Linked DNA regions of Homo sapiens: region 2 is linked to region 1. Evidence: chromatin loops called from intact Hi-C (ENCODE). Cell type or tissue: heart left ventricle. All regions are shown on one strand. Links, peaks and the distances in the headings refer to the core of each region. The heading gives the core; the rest is flanking DNA. Region 1 overlaps RYR2 (ryanodine receptor 2). Region 2 overlaps RYR2 (ryanodine receptor 2).

What was found. Hi-C counts contacts between places; a loop is a spot of excess contacts. Peaks named below come from ENCODE experiments on the same cell type or tissue, not always from the same donor. Only the 100,000 strongest peaks of a DNase experiment are listed, where the experiment ranks them.
Region 2: it touches region 1 in a loop (3-fold over the local background); 2 of 110 quality-filtered maps call a loop at or near these places.

Annotation. Positions count from the first base shown.
Region 1 is chr1:237,048,334-237,056,664 of GRCh38, reverse strand. The region is part of intron 1 of RYR2 (ryanodine receptor 2); the gene reads right to left. Among named protein-coding and RNA genes, the nearest start is that of RYR2, 10 kb to the right of the region's middle. In heart left ventricle, for the core only: no CTCF peak of the experiment used is centred there; no DNase peak of the experiment used is centred there; H3K4me3 peaks cover 1,877 bases; H3K27ac peaks cover 3,078 bases.
Region 2 is chr1:237,102,861-237,111,191 of GRCh38, reverse strand. The region is part of intron 1 of RYR2 (ryanodine receptor 2); the gene reads right to left. Among named protein-coding and RNA genes, the nearest start is that of RYR2, 65 kb to the right of the region's middle. In heart left ventricle, for the core only: no CTCF peak of the experiment used is centred there; a DNase peak (open chromatin) is centred at 5,159; H3K27ac peaks cover 4,174 bases.

The DNA.
Region 1 (8,331 bases), core at 195-8,194:
TCTAGTCCTCATAGCTGCAGTACTCCAGTCCTCACAGGTGCAGTGCTCCAGTCCTCACAGGTGCAGTGCTGCAGTCCTCACAGGTGCAGTGTTCCAGTCCTCACAGGTGCAGTGCTCCAATCCTCACAGACGCAGTGCTCCAGTCCTCACAGGTGCAGTGCTCCAGTCCTCACAGGTGCAGTCTCTAGTCCTCACAGGTGCAGTGCTCCAGTCCTCACAGTTGCAGTGCTCCAATCCTCACAGGTGCAGTGCTGCAGTCCTCACAGGTGCAGTGCTCCAGTCCTCACAGGTGCAGTGCTCCAGTCCTCACAGGTGCAGGGCTCCAGTCCTCATAGGTGCAGTGCTCCAGTCCTCACAGGTGCAGTGTTCCAGTCCTCACAGGTATAGTCTCTAGTCCTCACACATGCAGTGTTCCAGTCCTCACAGGTGCAGTGCTCCAGTCCTCACAGGTGCAGTGCTCCAGTCCTCACAGGTGCAGTGTTCCAATCCTCAGAGGTATAGTCTCTAGTCCTCACAGGTGCGATGCTCCAGTCCTTGCAAGTGTGCTTCAGTCCTCACAGATGCAATGCTCCAGTCCTCACAGGTGCAGTGCTCCAGTCCTCACAGGTACAGTCTTTAGTCCTCACAGGTGCAGTGCTCCAGTCCTCACAGGTGCAGTGCTGCAGTCCTCACAGATGCAGTGCTCCAGTCCTCTCAAGTACGGTCTCCAGTCCTCACAGGTGCAGTGCTCCAGTCCTCACAGGTGTGCTCCCTGTGTATCTTCACACCATCTTCCCTCTGTGTGGACCTGCGTCCTAATCCCTTCTTGTTAGGAGGGCACTAGTCATATAGGACCAGGGGCCAGCTTAATGGCCTCACTTTCACTTGATTCCTTCTGTAAAGACCCTATTTCCCATTAAGGTCACATTCTAAGGTCCTGGGGATTAGGATGTCAACATACTTTTTAGGGAGCCATAATTCAGTCCATAACATATCTCAAAATAAATACATCCAAAATAAATCCCACTGCCTTCCCCTGAAACCTCCCCTTCCTCCTGATTTCCATATGACCAACACCATCTGAAGCTCAGCTTTGTCTTTTTCCTCTTCTTGTATCTAATCAGTTACCAACCCCATAAACCCTTTCTCCACTGTGTCCTAAAGCTCCCGCTCCTTTCTATTCCCACAACTACCACCCAAATTTAGGCCCGAATTATCTTGCACCAGCTCCGTGGTGACTGTCTCCTAATAGGCTTCTCAGCTCCGGTCCCGCTCTGATCTCTCTACATCCCAATTTATCTTATAAATTGCTGCCCCATTAATCTTTCTAATGGACAGCTCTGACCCATTTTTCTCCCTTGAGAAGGAGAAAAAAGAATAACTTCCAGGGCCCCTTTTACCTTATGAATTAAGAACAAATCCCTGACCCTGGTCTCAGGGCTCCCCAGTCCCCCCAGGATGACACAGCAGTACTCGCCCGTCATCTCTCTCCCAAACGTGTCACCGTGCTTCCCGCCTTCGCATCAGGGTCTCATCAAGGAAGGGAATGGCACTCTCAAGGGTTTAACTGAAGAGAGGTGAATGAGGGATCATTTACCAAGGTGCGGGCTGGGAGCGTGACAGGATCCGACAGAGGTGGGACTTCTAGGGACCAGCAACAGTGGGAAACTGTCCCCAGCCCTGGATCTGAGCCAACAAGGAAAGGAAACAGTGCTCCCGGCACCATCTAGAGTAGGAGGCTCCTGAACATAGAACAGGGCAGAGAAGACTGGAAAGTGGCCCTGGGGATGGGGAGACAGAAGAAACAACACATGGCCCCCACTCACCTTCCTCTTTCATCTGTCCTGTCTTCCTGCCCTCCCCACCCAAATTCAGCAAGATCCCACTCACTTTTACTTTAGGAGGCATAGTAGTGGTGTTGAAGGTAACTTTTTTTAAAGTAAAAATACGACTCAAACAAAGACAAAATGAACACATCAAAGATTTTATTTAATTTCTTCACTAAAGAACCAGTGTGGTATCACAGCAGGTTCAAAGGAGACTCCAAAGGACATACAGAGATATCAGCCCATCAGGAAGGCTGAGATGAATTTGCTTGAGAAGAATAAACCCACTCGGTATCTACAACTGCATTCTAGTAGACACAATTTGCATTTTCTATAATCAAGAATCAACAGTTCAGGAATCATTACTATCAGTTTTCCACAATTTAAGAGCAGTAAGATAGCTCCCAGACAAGTGAAAAGCACAGATAACCTAAATGGACAAATGTGATAGGACAGCCATAAATCATTCCTTATAATCCAATTTACAGTCTTTTACCATTTTTCCTGACAGATGGAGGGAGGGGGGGAGGGGGGAGGCGGGGAGGGGAGAAGAGGGAGGAAGGAGGAAGGGAGGGAGGGAGGAAAAGGGAAGGAAGGGAGGAAGTGATGGATAAAGGGAGGGAGAGAAGGAGGGAAGAAAAAGGAAGGAAGGGAGGAAAGAAGGGAAGAAGGGAGGGAGGGAAGGAGGGAGGGAGGAAGGAGAAAGAAGGGCTTTGGCATCTGAAAACCCTGGGCTCGCCAGCAACATCACTTACTCATTAATTGCCCTTGAACAAGTCATTTCACCTCTTTGCAACTCAGTTTCCTGATCTGTATTAATGCAATTAACCGCTTTATAGACTAAATGGATTGTTCCAGGAATCAAATGAATTGCAGCTATCCTGTCTGAGCGGAATAATGTGGGCCAATATACTTGTCCTTTCATGTTCCTTCACTATAAAGGGGTTAGACCCTGATCCCTGAAGATCCTTTTCAGTCTGAGAATTCTGTGACTGGAAATGCTGCCTCCTCCACCAAGCCTTAGATAATGGTACTCCTGGGACACGGATCCCTCCCTCCTCAACATCCTTTCCTCTGACGGTTTTCTGATTGTTATGTCCACTGTGTAGTAGAATATTTGCGTTTTCCTTATTCCCTATCCCACCCATAGAGACAGAATAAGCTCTTTAAAGGCAGGACAAGCGTGGATATAAGTCCAGCAAGAAGCATGGCACGTAGCAGGCAGTCCACGAACATTTCAGAATGAAGGAGAAGAGACCGGGCGCTGGCGCAGGAAGAGGTGAAATCACAATTGTCTCTTATCCTTCACCAGTTTCCGTATCCTCTTTGGTGTGAGTAGGACTGACTCAAGTCGGGCTGACTTTGCAGGCTTCTGTGTGATGCAATTCTTCATGACGGGAGCAGGACATTTAGACTTAATAATGACACCCCCATCTTCAGGAGATGATGGCCCCTTCCCTGTCACAAAGGGAATGGCAGTGAAGCTGAAGTTTTTACGCTTCTCTGACAGCCATCAATCAAAAACGTTTCATCTCAGCTTTTCATTTGTCTGAAGAAGAAATGTTCTCCTGACGTTTCGTCGAACCTACAAGCCAGGACGTGTAAGCTGATCATGACTCCCAGCTGTGGGCATTGGCCTTGGAAACATGTCATGACAGACATGTCCAAGACCAAAGGGAACTAACGGGATAGTCTAAAAAATAAGAAGAGATGGGTTGGGTGCGGTGGCTCACACCTGTAATCCCAGCACTTTGGGAGGCTGAGGTGGGCGGACCATGAGGTCAAGAGATCGAGACCATCCTGGCCAACATGGTGAAACCCCATCTCTACTAAAAATACAAAAATTAGCTTGGCATGGTGGCGGGCACCTGTAATCCCAGCTACTCAGGAGGCTGAGGCAGGAGAATCACTTGAAGCTGGGAGGCAGAGGTTGCAGTAAGCCAAGATCACACCACTGCACTCCAGCCTGGCAACAGAGTGAGACTCTGTCTAAAAATAAATAAATAAATGAAATAAAACAAGAAGAGAGGCAAAGGGCATCAGGGATTGGATCCTGTGTATGCAATGCGTGTGTGTGTATGTTTCTGTTACATTTTTCAAGTGTCTTAATCATCCTTCAATATGTTGTTCTTCCCTAAAAGGAGAGGAAAAAAAAAACCCTGTTCTTGCCTACAGGCTCATAACTGTGACATGCTCCTGAAGTACAGTTCTTGAAAATATTGTCCTTAAAAAAACAAGCACTTTAAAACATATTTTCATCCCTTAGCCCACTCCCCCAAATGTCAACTGTTTCAAAAATAAAATGAATCAAAATTTCCTGAAACGCTACAAAAGAGATTTTGGAGCACTTTTAGAGATCAAGGCGGCATTTCATTGAAACTTTAATTCCTGCCTTACATGTTGTTCTATAGTCTGGATTCTGCCTTTCATGTTTTTTTCATATTTTATAATGAAATAGAATCTCTGCTTTTACCACCATTTACTTCACCATTGGCCATTTACTCCGTGAGTTTTGGAGCCCAATATCATGACCACATCCATCATCTCTTCACCTTTTGGACCCTCTGAATTTTACACAGGACACAATCCCCCTAGAACCATAAGCTTACTGTTCCCAGGTTGATGCATATAAGGTTTCACTGTTTGAGCATCTGAACTCTACGGGAACTATGGCTTCCACCTTCATGGTATCTCTTAGGTACCTGGTATAATGCTACAGATAAAAGAGGTATCCCGTTCACACACACTGCATTAAGGTACCCTAGTAAACTGCATATAATTACCCTACTCTGTATTTATTATGTAAAATACTATCTCATGGAATCAGTTCGATGCAATTCCACAAACATTAAACACAGGACCTATGATGTGGCACACAGCCTGCAAGGCTCTGGTAATGTAAGAAATTCACATTTGATATTATAAAGTAACTTCCTGCAGGTAGAAGCAGGGCACCAAGTTTCCCTCTCATTTTAAAATATGTCCATCTCCAGCAGAAAGGGCCCCTGTATGGCAAGATTAAGTGAGAGTTCTAGAGCCAGCCTGCCCAGGTCTGAAACTGTCGCTCCACTGCCTGTGTCTGCAAACACTGGGCTCACTTCACTTCTTTGCAGGTAGCTACCTCTGAGGGATTTTCTAGGGATTTCATGAGAAAATACACATGCAATGCTTAGAACAGACCTGCCAGACAATTACATATCAATGCACCTACAAGAAATAAAGTTGCCAACAGCAGTAGGTAGGCCACGGCGTAAAAAAGCTCTGATCTCCTGACTAGAAATGGTTACTCCTCAGGCTGATGCTGTATTTAAGATCAGAGGAACTCCTCTCAGCCTGTGGGACTATTCAAATGTGCCTTAAGAATGCCCTGTACAACCTCAAAAAGACATGTGGACACCATTGTTCCTGAATGCTGAGATGGTACAGGTTTGTTGCTGGTCCTGCCACTATCAAAATAGCATCTCTCAAAAGTAACTCACTCATGAGCCCCGAGGAGAGAAGAGGAGAGAAGACGAGAGGGGAGGGGAGGGGAGGGGAGGGAGAGAGATAAAGAGAAAGAGAGAGAGAGAGAGAGAGAAGGGGAGGAGAGGGTAGGGAACGGGAAGGGGAGGGGAAGGGGAGGGAAAGGGGAGGAAGGGGGGGGAGAGAAAGGGAAAGGGAGGGAAGGGAAAAGGAGGGAAGGGGGAAGGGAGGGGAGGGAAAGGGAAAGACAAAGGGAAAGGAACCATAAAAATAAAAACCCCAAAGCACTGGAAGAAATAACAGAGATCAACAGACAATTCACTGCTACACATGAACTAATTTAACTGAATTCTACACCACAGTCAAAATTGGTGAAAAAAAATATGGTGGAATATCTTTCATTCATTTGTGCACACATGTGTGCGTGTGTGTGAGACCGAACTTTCCTCATGTAAAGTTTCTTTGATTATGAAATAAATATAAACTCTAGCAAAAGCTAGAAGAATTTAAATCATAATTGCTTTTATTTTGAAAACCAGAAACCTGCTGTGGAAAAGAAGAGAATACAACTTCTAGTGGCTATCACCTCAGTGTGCTGTTCGGCTTCATTTTAACAATATCCCAATTGACTCAAGACTAAGGATATCATTTTTCCTGTAAGCTTTCTTTTTCTTTTCTTGATCTTCTCAAAATGTATCATTTCAGTTTATATCTTTGGTTATGCATTAAATATGAGTGAAATTCATGGGTTCCCATGTACATTATGAATCAGATTCTAAACTCAGGAGGAAAGAGAAACAATTAAAACTTCATTAGAAGCAGAATAAATGTGCAAAAACTCTTAAAATACCAAAAATGTTAAAGGAAAAAAAGTGCTTGCCATAGTAGAAAAACAAATTGGCCACATTGAATTGTTCCTTCCTTCATGGTGATGAGATGTGTGGGCCTGTGCCTCTCCCTCAGTGACCACATGCGGGTTTCCCCTGCACACTAAGAACCACGTGTCCCAGGGAGCAAATGTGTCCTCGTTCCCGCCTCAGCCCTTCCCAGACTCAGGAAGGCCCTGCCAGCCTCTGAGTTCCTATACACTTTCTCCTGTTCCACTCGCTTTCTTCTGCATCTATCTTGGCTCCACAGCTAGATTTCAGGTTTTCTTCCAGTAAATTGGCAGATACTCATCATCGGTTGGTGGGTGGTAAGTACCTGCACCCAGCCATCCAGGGGAGGTCTCCCTGGGTTCACGTGTCAGTGGCTCCTCTCTCTCTGTCCCCTACTTGGGTAACGAACATGAAAGCAATTACGTGTAGGTCCTCTGAACACTCCGTCACTAACAGGGAATGCCTTGGACTTCCATTTCATTGCAGCAACACCACTACAGAACTTTTGCAATAGAAACCAGGAAATATACCTTCCACATGGGCTTTGAGGCTGACTGTAACATTCTGGGAAACCCCAGAAACATGGGCCACTTCTTCACCAGCCAGGGAGAAGGTAACTATGGAAGCCAGAGAAGTACTTCACGGCTGGGACAATAGAGAGGATTTGCAAACAAGCTCACTAGGAGTTCAGTTACTAAATGGATCCGAACCTAAGTAGTCCCTAAGAGGGCTACTGACATGAGAGAATTCTTCTCCTAGCTCCTTCTAAATGCCTGTCTGCAAGCTTCTCTTATTGTTAACATCTCCTCTTCCCTGAAAGAAAACCACCCATCATCAAGAATCCTGGCTCAAAGCTTGTTGTCAGCTTTCAGGGCCTGTAATCCACCAGGATGAGGATTTCCAGGGACCCCAGGATCATTCAAAGCTTTTCTTTCCAGTCCCAGGGTGAGATTTTGTTATGCTCATCCTGCAGAATGGTTTGAGTCTGGTTGACCCTAAGACTACGAACATGACAATGGAAATTACCGCAAGTCCCTCTGAGAAAACAACCTCCCCATTTTACCTCTCTCAAACAAATCTCTATCTGACCCCACCAGCCCCAAGGTCACACAACCATTTGTTGGCAGGGTCCTCATCCCAATGTTCTTCCCGTGATTAATAAAGAGGAAAGTAAGGGGATGAAACTGATCCACTGGACACTCTAACAGTGCCCCTGGAAGTCACCTCACCCCCTGACAGCTGCTCATTTGAAATACAGCTTCTGACTCTAAACCAGTATTTCTTTTGGGCAGCCCTAATCACTCAGACTCAATTAATCCTTAATTTATTCTCTTACTCTCCTTTGTTCATTTGCTCTAGTGACTGTAACTTCCCTCTCTCTAATTGCCTTCTCCGGGTGTCCCCTCCCACTGGACCTGGGAGCCACTGCGGCCTCCCAAAGCAGCAATCATCACCTGGCCTCTCTCACCCTACACACCTCCGGTGTCCTCATCTCAGAATTTCACCCACCAACACTCCTACTCTTCTGCTTCCAGAAGAGATCTTACCTCTATTCTTCCACCCCCACTATCTTTGCCTACTTCCTTCATAGCAGGTTCCTTCTTTCTGCATTTGGACGCATTCAAGTGATGTTCACATTAAACTTGTGGGCAGGAGGATCCTTTCTCTTGTCCCGATCTTCTCCTTGCCACAAGATTTCTCTCAAGTCTGTCCTTGTAGTTAACAGTGCACCAAGCATCATGGGAAACCGATGCCCAACACGGTCCCAACTCACCCACAGAGCATCAGGGTCAGAGCATTCTCTGACCATTGCTTGAGTTTCCCAATCAGTTCCATACATTTTATTAATTATTAGTGATAAATGGTCGGAGAAAGGTAAAATCGGAATTGGTTAGAGTGATCCAAGAAAACTCTGTGTAGGATGAAAAGCATAAGCAAGGTATCAAGGGGCAGATCATAAAAGGCCAAGTAGAGAAATTAGACAGGATATGCAAGGATGTGAGCTGAGGCTGGGAGATGGACACGAGGGTTTCAGGAGGACTAAAATGGCAGGCGGATTCTAGGTGGGTTGCCGATTTGTTGCAGGAGGAAGGATGACGAAGGTTGAAATGAGTACTGGGATCAGAACAAGAAGCTAACGGAGTATGAAACACATCGAAATCTGAGTTGGATTGCAAAGAGAAACA
Region 2 (8,331 bases), core at 311-8,310, 54 kb before region 1:
TGAATGTCCTCTGAACCAAAAATGTTTCCCTTTCTTAGAGCAGCTCGATACAGCAGTGTCAACAATGTTACCAAACAGATATTCATTTACTTGGTCCAACCTCGAAGCATCCTCACAAAGGACCCAATTGCTCTTCAGAAGGATGTTGAAGCTAGAGAGAAGGAAGACCAGTGGCCCAGTACCAGAGGCTCCAAGCCTGAGACCTGGCATCGTGCTTGACCTTGAAAATGTCATTGAATTCTTGAGTCTCATTAAAGGGGGACTTCACAATTGACCTCACAGGGTTGTGGTAGAGATTAAATAACAAATACAAGCACCTTGCAGCAAAGTGGCTGGTCCCCCAGAAATATGCAAATGTTAGTTGATGCCAAATAGAATATTTCAGTTTGAATTAACCAAAGAGAATGTTTCAGTCCACAGCAGGAGGTTTCAGAGCATTGGTACCCCGAGGGAGAAATGAAGCTGAGATGACGCAGAAGAGTAGAGGAACAGTGCCTACCTGGAAGATAGCAGGTGTGCCCCTACCTGAGACAAATTTGCCAGCTTTGCCTAGAGCGAGAGTTCTCAAAGTGCAGACTCCAAACCAGAGGCATCAGCATCCCTTGGGAACTTAGGGACGTGGATGAAACTGGAAACCATCATTCTCAGCAAACTATCGAAAGGACAAAAAACCATACACCGCATGTTCTCACTCATAGGTGGGAATTGAACAATGAGAACACATGGACACAGGAAGGGGAACATCACACTTCGGGGACTGTTGTGGGATGGGGGGAGGGGGGAGGGATAGCATTAGGAGATATACCTAATGCTAAATGACGAGTTAATGGGTGCAGCACACCAGCATGACACATGTATACATATGTAACTAACCTGCACATTGTGCACATGTACCCTAAAACTTTTAAAAAAAGAAAAAAAAAATGCCCATTTTCAGGCCCCACCTCAGACCCACCTAATCAGAAACTCTGGGGCCAGAGCCCAGCAATCTGCGTTTTAACAAGCTTTCCAGGGGATTCAGATGCACACTCAAGTTTAAGAACTTGAGTAAAAATTAAGTGAGTAAAAGTCAGCAGTAGAGAAAACTTAACTCTATGGGCCTATCATTCCACAAAGAAAATTCATACCAGGATATGGCACAACCCAACATTTCCACGGTTAGAAAGTGGGGCCGGGGGATTAGAATTTCACAGCTTAGCATAGGGGGTACAACTGACAGCACCTTACTGGCCCTGTGTCTGTCTTGTGACCAAGCTGTGGCACCTGTTATTTTGGGCAGTTTTCTCGGTGCACAAAGCCAGGTCATACGCTCAGTGAACATTGCTGAACACCATGAAGGTGACATTTAAAGCAAAAAGGCCCTCACAGAGGTAATCTTCCTTGGAAAATATCAGTAGTCAGGTTGGCAATCATGTAAATTTCCGTTTCCCCTACCTATCCCAGGAAATTATTATTATTATTTTTTTTTTTGAGACGGAGTCTCGCTCTGTCGCCCAGGCTGGAGTGCAGTGTCAGCAAATATTTTTTAAATTTCTGAAATCAATCACATTGCACTGCTGCTGCAGGACACTGCAGAGAGGAGATGCTGCCCATGCACCACCCACAGGCTGCAGGGGCCTCCTCCTGCCCAGGCCCATCACCGAGGCCCTTCGGGAGATTCAGTAGCCTCTATGTGTTGGTGGTTTTAGGGATGGAAAGCATAGATAATCAGATATTGCTCTTAGATTTTCCAAAACAGACAGCTAATGTCACACACAAAAGTCAATGCAAAAAATCTTCCTTTCAAAGCAATTTTCTCTCCATGCCTGAATTTAACTGCATATTCTTTGCCAACTTAAAAAAAAAACCAGCTTTACCATCTTCTAAGATTATATTTCTCAATTTCAAAAAATATAAACTGGAAGCATTCATGGGACTTCCCTGTACATTTTTCTTTGCAACCTATGACTGTAATTATTTCAAAATAAAATACATATATTTTATATATACATATATGTATTTTACATATGTATATGTATATATGTATTTTATATATACACATTTATGTATGTATTTGTGAATATATACACAGATGGTTAGGTTTTACCCTGGTTATTCCGGTTATGTTCGGCTAGGTTAGGTTTCACACTGGTTATTCTGTTGAACACACATATACATAGACACAAAGGCAAGAATCCCAAGCCCTGACTTCAAAATTAAACCCATTTGCTCATGTTCATGTAAAGAGTGATATTGAAGTGTGCTCACAATGAAAATAAACTAGTGAAGCAGTTCCTTGTCTAATCACACACCCAGCTGCTCTTAGGAGCCAGTACCCCAAAACACAGAAGCTGAGCTTGCTCAGAAATACCAAAAGTGCAAAACTGGAACGCTGGTGGAAAGCACAGACAAGAGACAACATTGCAGGCTTCCTAAGACCCACTTCCCAGACTTTCCTGATCATGCAAATCACCTGGGGTGTGTAAAAGAGATGCTTTTTCCCATTCCTGATTGCCAGGAGGAGGGACTCTCCTCCACCCTGCAGCCTCCACGCCCCTACACACTCCCGGCCTCTCTCAGCCCTCTCTACTTCCTATGTGCCTCAGGAGAAATAATTTCGACTGATAGATTTAAGAGAATCCCAGAGCTCTGCTCAGCGCAGCTCAGCCCTGTTCTCTGTTTTGGTTGTGAGCTTCTGCAGGCTGCAAGGTTCTGTTGCTGCTCCAGCGGCCCTGCTCCCAGGGAGGCCTCTGCGGTACATCAGCCTCATTCCAGGAATTCAATTAGCAGGCCTACTGGGCTAGCTGACTTAACGCAGCATCCTCCAGCCAAGCCTCTATGAGGACATTTTGACCTCTCATTTGTCCTAGTCATTGTTTTTGTCTCAATTCATTCAGAAGCTGGGCAGGAAAGGGGAGTATCATATACTGGGCCCCTCCGATCCCTCCAACAGGTGTAGCCTCACAACCCAGATTCCCAGGCCCCTCTCCTGGAGGTTCTGGGTCGCTAAGTCTAAATCAGTGCTTGATGCTTAGGCAAGGAGCCCAGGAGATTCTTATTCCCTGGAAAATTTGGGAAATGCTACCCTAAAGAATATTCTAGGATCATGTTCCCTGTTATGCAAAGTTGAGGCATACATGAACCAGCTTCCACAGAGGTTTCCAGCACCACCAGGAAGGTTAGCTCTAATTACTCCCACAGGGGACATGAGAGAAACCGTGAGCTCAGGACCGGAACCTTTTTACCAGGAGGTAAAACAGCCCCACAAAGGAGTAGAGGCTTTTCAACAATGCCTCAAGAAAAATAAAGGAAGATGAGGGCATGTGAAGCCCAGGGGAACCCCAGGGAAGGAGGGAGGAGCCCAGCCTGTGCAGGGGAGGTGGATGCCACACGTGTGACGTGCTTCTGGAAAGAACTAAGGCTGCAGGACACCGTGAATCTGGAAGGGAATGCCCCAAAGCATCTTCCACCTCAAGTGTCCAGACGTTTCCTACACCTTTGTGACCACACAAGATCCTGAGTGGACTCAGAGGCATCTTCCACGGGAGATGGAAGTCACCAACTCTGAGCCAGGAATCGGAAGCTTCACATCTATTACCTATAATAGAGCAAGGTAAATGTAAAAGCAACTTGGTAAAACTAAAGCTGCAGAGAAGTGAGAACCTACAATGTTTCCTTTTTTTTTTTTTTTTTGAGATGGAGTCTCACTCTGTCTCCCAGGCTGGAGTGCAGTGGTGCGATCTCGGCTCACTGCAAACTCCACCTCTGGGTTCACGCCATTCTCCTGCCTCAGCCTCCTGAGTAGCTGGGACTACAGGCGCCCGCCACCACGTCCAGCTAATTTTTTGTATTTTTAGTAGAGACGGGGTTTCACCGTGTTAGCCAGGATGGTCTCGATCTCCTGACCTCGTGATCCGCCCGCCTCAGCCTCCCAGAACCTACAATGTTTTCTATTAAGCAAGAACTCCTAAGTGGGGCTCATAGTACAGCATCTATAACTTCTAAGTTAAGATATATAAAGTATATGTTGTCCATTGATGTTTTGATGTCATTGTTTAATGTGTTGGTCTATTTTATTTTAGTAAACATAATAATGCTTATAAGACTTTTATTGGTTCATCCTTCTTTAGCCCTCCAGCCTTTTATTTCCCCCATATGGCCTTAGATTTCTTAATCCAAATTAACCTCCCTTTGTGTTACAGACTAAATGTTTATGTCCCTCAGTCCCCCCAAAATCATATGTTAAAATCTTAACCCCAAATGTAATGGCATTAGGAGGCGGGGCCTTGGGAGGTGATTACTGCCCTTTACAAAGGGACTTCAGAGAGCTCCTTTGTCCCTTCTACACGTGACAACACAGCAAGAAGACAGCCGCCTATGAACCAGGAAGCGAGCCTTCACCAGACACCAAATTGCTGGCACTCTGATCTTGGGCTTCCCAGCATCCAGAACTGTGAGGAATAATTTCTGTGGTTTCTAAGCCTCCCAGTCCATGGCATTTTGTTATAGCAGCCCAAATGGACGAAGGTGCCATGTCTGAAAAAGGGACACTGTATACACATCACACTGAGAAATCCATTTTTTCAAGGACAGTTTCAGCCCTCTCTCCAGAAGTCCACACTAACCACCTCCCAGCAGCTCCACGACTCTCTGACAGACAGCGAAAACCCCCACATTTCCAGAATGAAACTCTTGATCTTCACTCTTTCCAGGACCGCTCCATCTTAGCTGGTGAAACATCATCTGTCTGCCAGAAACCTTGGGATGATCCGGACTCCCCTTCTCTCTCTCAACCCTCATCAGAACCATGAGGAAATCCTCCTGGCTCTATGTCCAAAAAAATATCCAGGGTCCTGCTGCTCGGTGCCACCTCCCCCTGCTGCCACCGTGCTGCAAGCCACATCAGAGCCTGTCTGCAGCCCAGCGGGAGCTGGTGCAGGGGAGCTGTTCTCCCTGCCCACCCCTGTTTACCAGGAACATCTATTCTCAACACAGTGGCCAGACGGGTCTTTTCAGAATGAAAATCAGAACGAGCTACCCCTCAGCTCAAAGGATTGCAATGACTCCCATATGGCTAAAAGTAATAGCAAGAGCCCAGTCCTCTCAACAGCCCTCAAGGCCTCCTCCACCTGCCCGGCCCACACCCGCAGCCCCTCTGGCCTCCCCACCACTGTGCCCCAGTCCTGCTGCACACTCTGTTCCTTAGAGTCTCCAGGCACACTCCCACGTTGGTGCTGGCACTGGCTGCTCCCTCTGCCTGGAAGCCCATGAACTAACTCCCCTGCTATCTTCAAGCTGCTCAACTGCTACTATCTCAAAGAGACCCACTCTGATAACTATGTTTTTTGTTTGGATTTTTTTTTTTTTTTTTTTTTTTTGAGACAGAGTCTCGCTTTGTCGCCCAGGCTGGAGTGCAGTGGCGCAATCTCAGCTCACTGCAACCTCCCACCTCCTGGGTTCAAGCGATTCTTGTGCTTCAGCCTCCCAAGTAGTTGGGACTACAGCTGCCAATTTTTGTATTGCTGGCTAATTTCTGTATTTTTAGTAGGGACAGTGTTTTACCATGTTGACCAGGCTGGTCTCGATCTCCTGACCTCAAGTGATCTGTCCGTCTCAGCCTCCCGAAGTGCTGGGATTACAGGCATGAGCCACTGTGCCCAGCTAATTTTTGTATTTTTAGTAGAGACAGGTTTTCACCATGTTGGCCAGGCTGGTCTCAAACTCCTGACTTCAAGTGACCTGCCCGTCTTGGCCTTCCAAAATGCTGGGATTACAGGTGTAAGCCATTGTGCCCAGCCTGATAACTACATTTAAAATCACCACTCATTCCCTCCATCACCCCCTTATCCTGTTCTACTCTCATTTTCCCCCAGAGTACTTACGATCTTCTAACATGCAATGCAATTCATTTAATATGATTGTTTTTCAACAGGTCTTCCCCACCAGACTCTCAGCCCCATGAGGGCTGAGTATTTGTTTAACAGCATATTTCGGGCACCTAGAAGAGTGTGTGGAATACAGTCGGTGCTCAATAAAATTTCAGCCTTCCCCAAACGTAAGGTGAACAAAGCAGCTGGGCTAGCTCAGGGTTCAACCAGCCGTGTTTGCCGGCACTGAGACTCATGTCAGGAAGGGGGAGGACTCACAAGATGTGAGCAGCACCCCTTATTCGTGAGGTTCTAGAAGGCCTTTCTGCACTGAAATTTCTCCCTGACAGTCTGCCAGAAAGCCTGAAATTCCCAGCATTACCATCAGACCGTTGAGAAGACCTCGAGGGAGAAGGGAATGTGGCAAACTCATCACAGCCATTAAGCACCAGGCACAGATCAGCCAGCTTGAATCTCCACTGCACGATAGTCAACAGGTACAGAGGGCCTGCCACGCACAGGCACTGTGCTTGCAAACTCGGTACAAAGATGAGGAGGAGACTCCTTTCCTATCCGTAGGGAGATGGGGGTCTAGGCGGGGAGAGAAGTACATATACAAGTAAGTACAGTGCCCTGGGTAAAACCTGAAAGAAAGGTTTACACAAGGCCCTAGAGGGTGACCAGGACCCAGTAACAGCTGGGAGAGTCACAAAGGCTATCAGAAAGGAGAAGTGACTGACAAACCAGTAGAATTTGCCGGGCAAAGAAAAAAAGGCAAGGGAACAGCACCTGCAAAGCCACATAATTGTAAAAGGCACAGCACATTTAAGCGATGGTGTTGGTCAACTCACCATGCCGGAGCATCACACAGAAGCAGCAGTGCTAGACAAGGAGACAGGGAAAGGTGCTGAGCTGGCCTGGTCTTACAGGTGGGAGGGGACAGCAGCGGGTGAGGGCAGAGCAGAGTTTTTTGGAAGATGGTCCTAAGGGCAGGCAGGAGGAGGTGCTGAACAAAGGAAACGTCCTTGGCAGGGCCCTAATGAAAGGGACAGCTGGAGCCTTGTCCCTACTGAGGGATGCTTGCTTCCAAGTACCAAATGTAATGCAAAGGGAACGCCGGCCAAATCCCACAGGTCCAGGCCACAGACAGGCACGTTCCATGGATGATGAATTACTGCCGCTCCCTCCAGGTTCTACCTACAAAACGAAAAGGTGGGAGATGGATGGGCGAGAGGAAAGCCCCTTGCTGGTCCAGAGGAGAAATGATGAGGAACCGATGCATTTGCAGTGAAGGCGGGTTTTGGCCACAAGCAACTAAATATCACGTGAGGAACTTCAGCCCGGGATGACACAGACTGATAAAGGCATGGTGACCACAGAGAGACAACCAGACAAAAGAGACAGAATTCTCGGTTGCAAATGACAGAAACCAACCAAGTTGGAATGCTAGCTAACAGGTGTTCAAAGAATTGACAGGGGCTGGCCGCGGTGGCTCACGCCTGTAATCCCAACACTTTGGGAGGCCGAGGCGGGTGGACCACCTGAAGTCAGGAGTTCGAGACCAGCCTGGCCAACATGGTAAAACCCTGTCTCTACTAAAAATACTAAAATTAGCCAGATGTGGTGGCACACACCTGTAATCCCAGCTACTCGGGAGGCTGAGGCAGGAGAATCACTTGAATCTGGCAGGTGGATGTTGCAGTGAGCCGAGATCATGGCATTGCACTCCAGCCTGGGCAACAAGAGTGAAATTCTGTCTCAAAAAAACAGGGACACTGGACAATGTAGCCTGGAAAATGGGCAGAAACCAAAGGAAGGTGGTGGTCAGAAGGCCCACGGCCCAGACACACACAGAAGCAGTTACGATAATTCAGCACCAACACCTGAGGTAGCCCTAACCTGTCCCCTGTTCTTCACGTTGCTTACTTCAGGTTCAAAGTACCAGGCTACAGGAGGATTGGTTGTGCTAAGGTCAAGTTGCATGCCCTGGGCAGCAGGATATGGAGAAAGCAGGTACTGACCTTTTCAGCTTCCGTTGTAGGTGATGCCATGACTCACGCAACAGTGAGGTTCCCAAACGTAGGACAGTGTTCGGAAGCTGAATATCCAAAATAAATTTTAAAATAATGTCCACTTAGCAGTTTCTAACTCTAAGCCCAATTTCCAATGGACACATCTATCTTGGATGGCCTCAGAGCTCCTACTGGCCTCAGACATCCATAATCCCAGCTCCACAGTACTATAATATCCAAGATTGAGCTCCCAGCTTTTCCATCCCAGAAAGTACCCTTGGGTTCAAATAAAACTGTTCTTGGTTGTTTTTCGTGGAGTTTCTGTTTCATAAGATGAAACTGTTCGGAGATTTGTTGCACAACGGTGTGCATATACTTAACACGACTGAACTGTATCGTTTTAAATGGTTTTGATAAGTTTTATACGTGTATTTTATAATAAAACAAAAATTTTCTCTATCAAATTATTATTA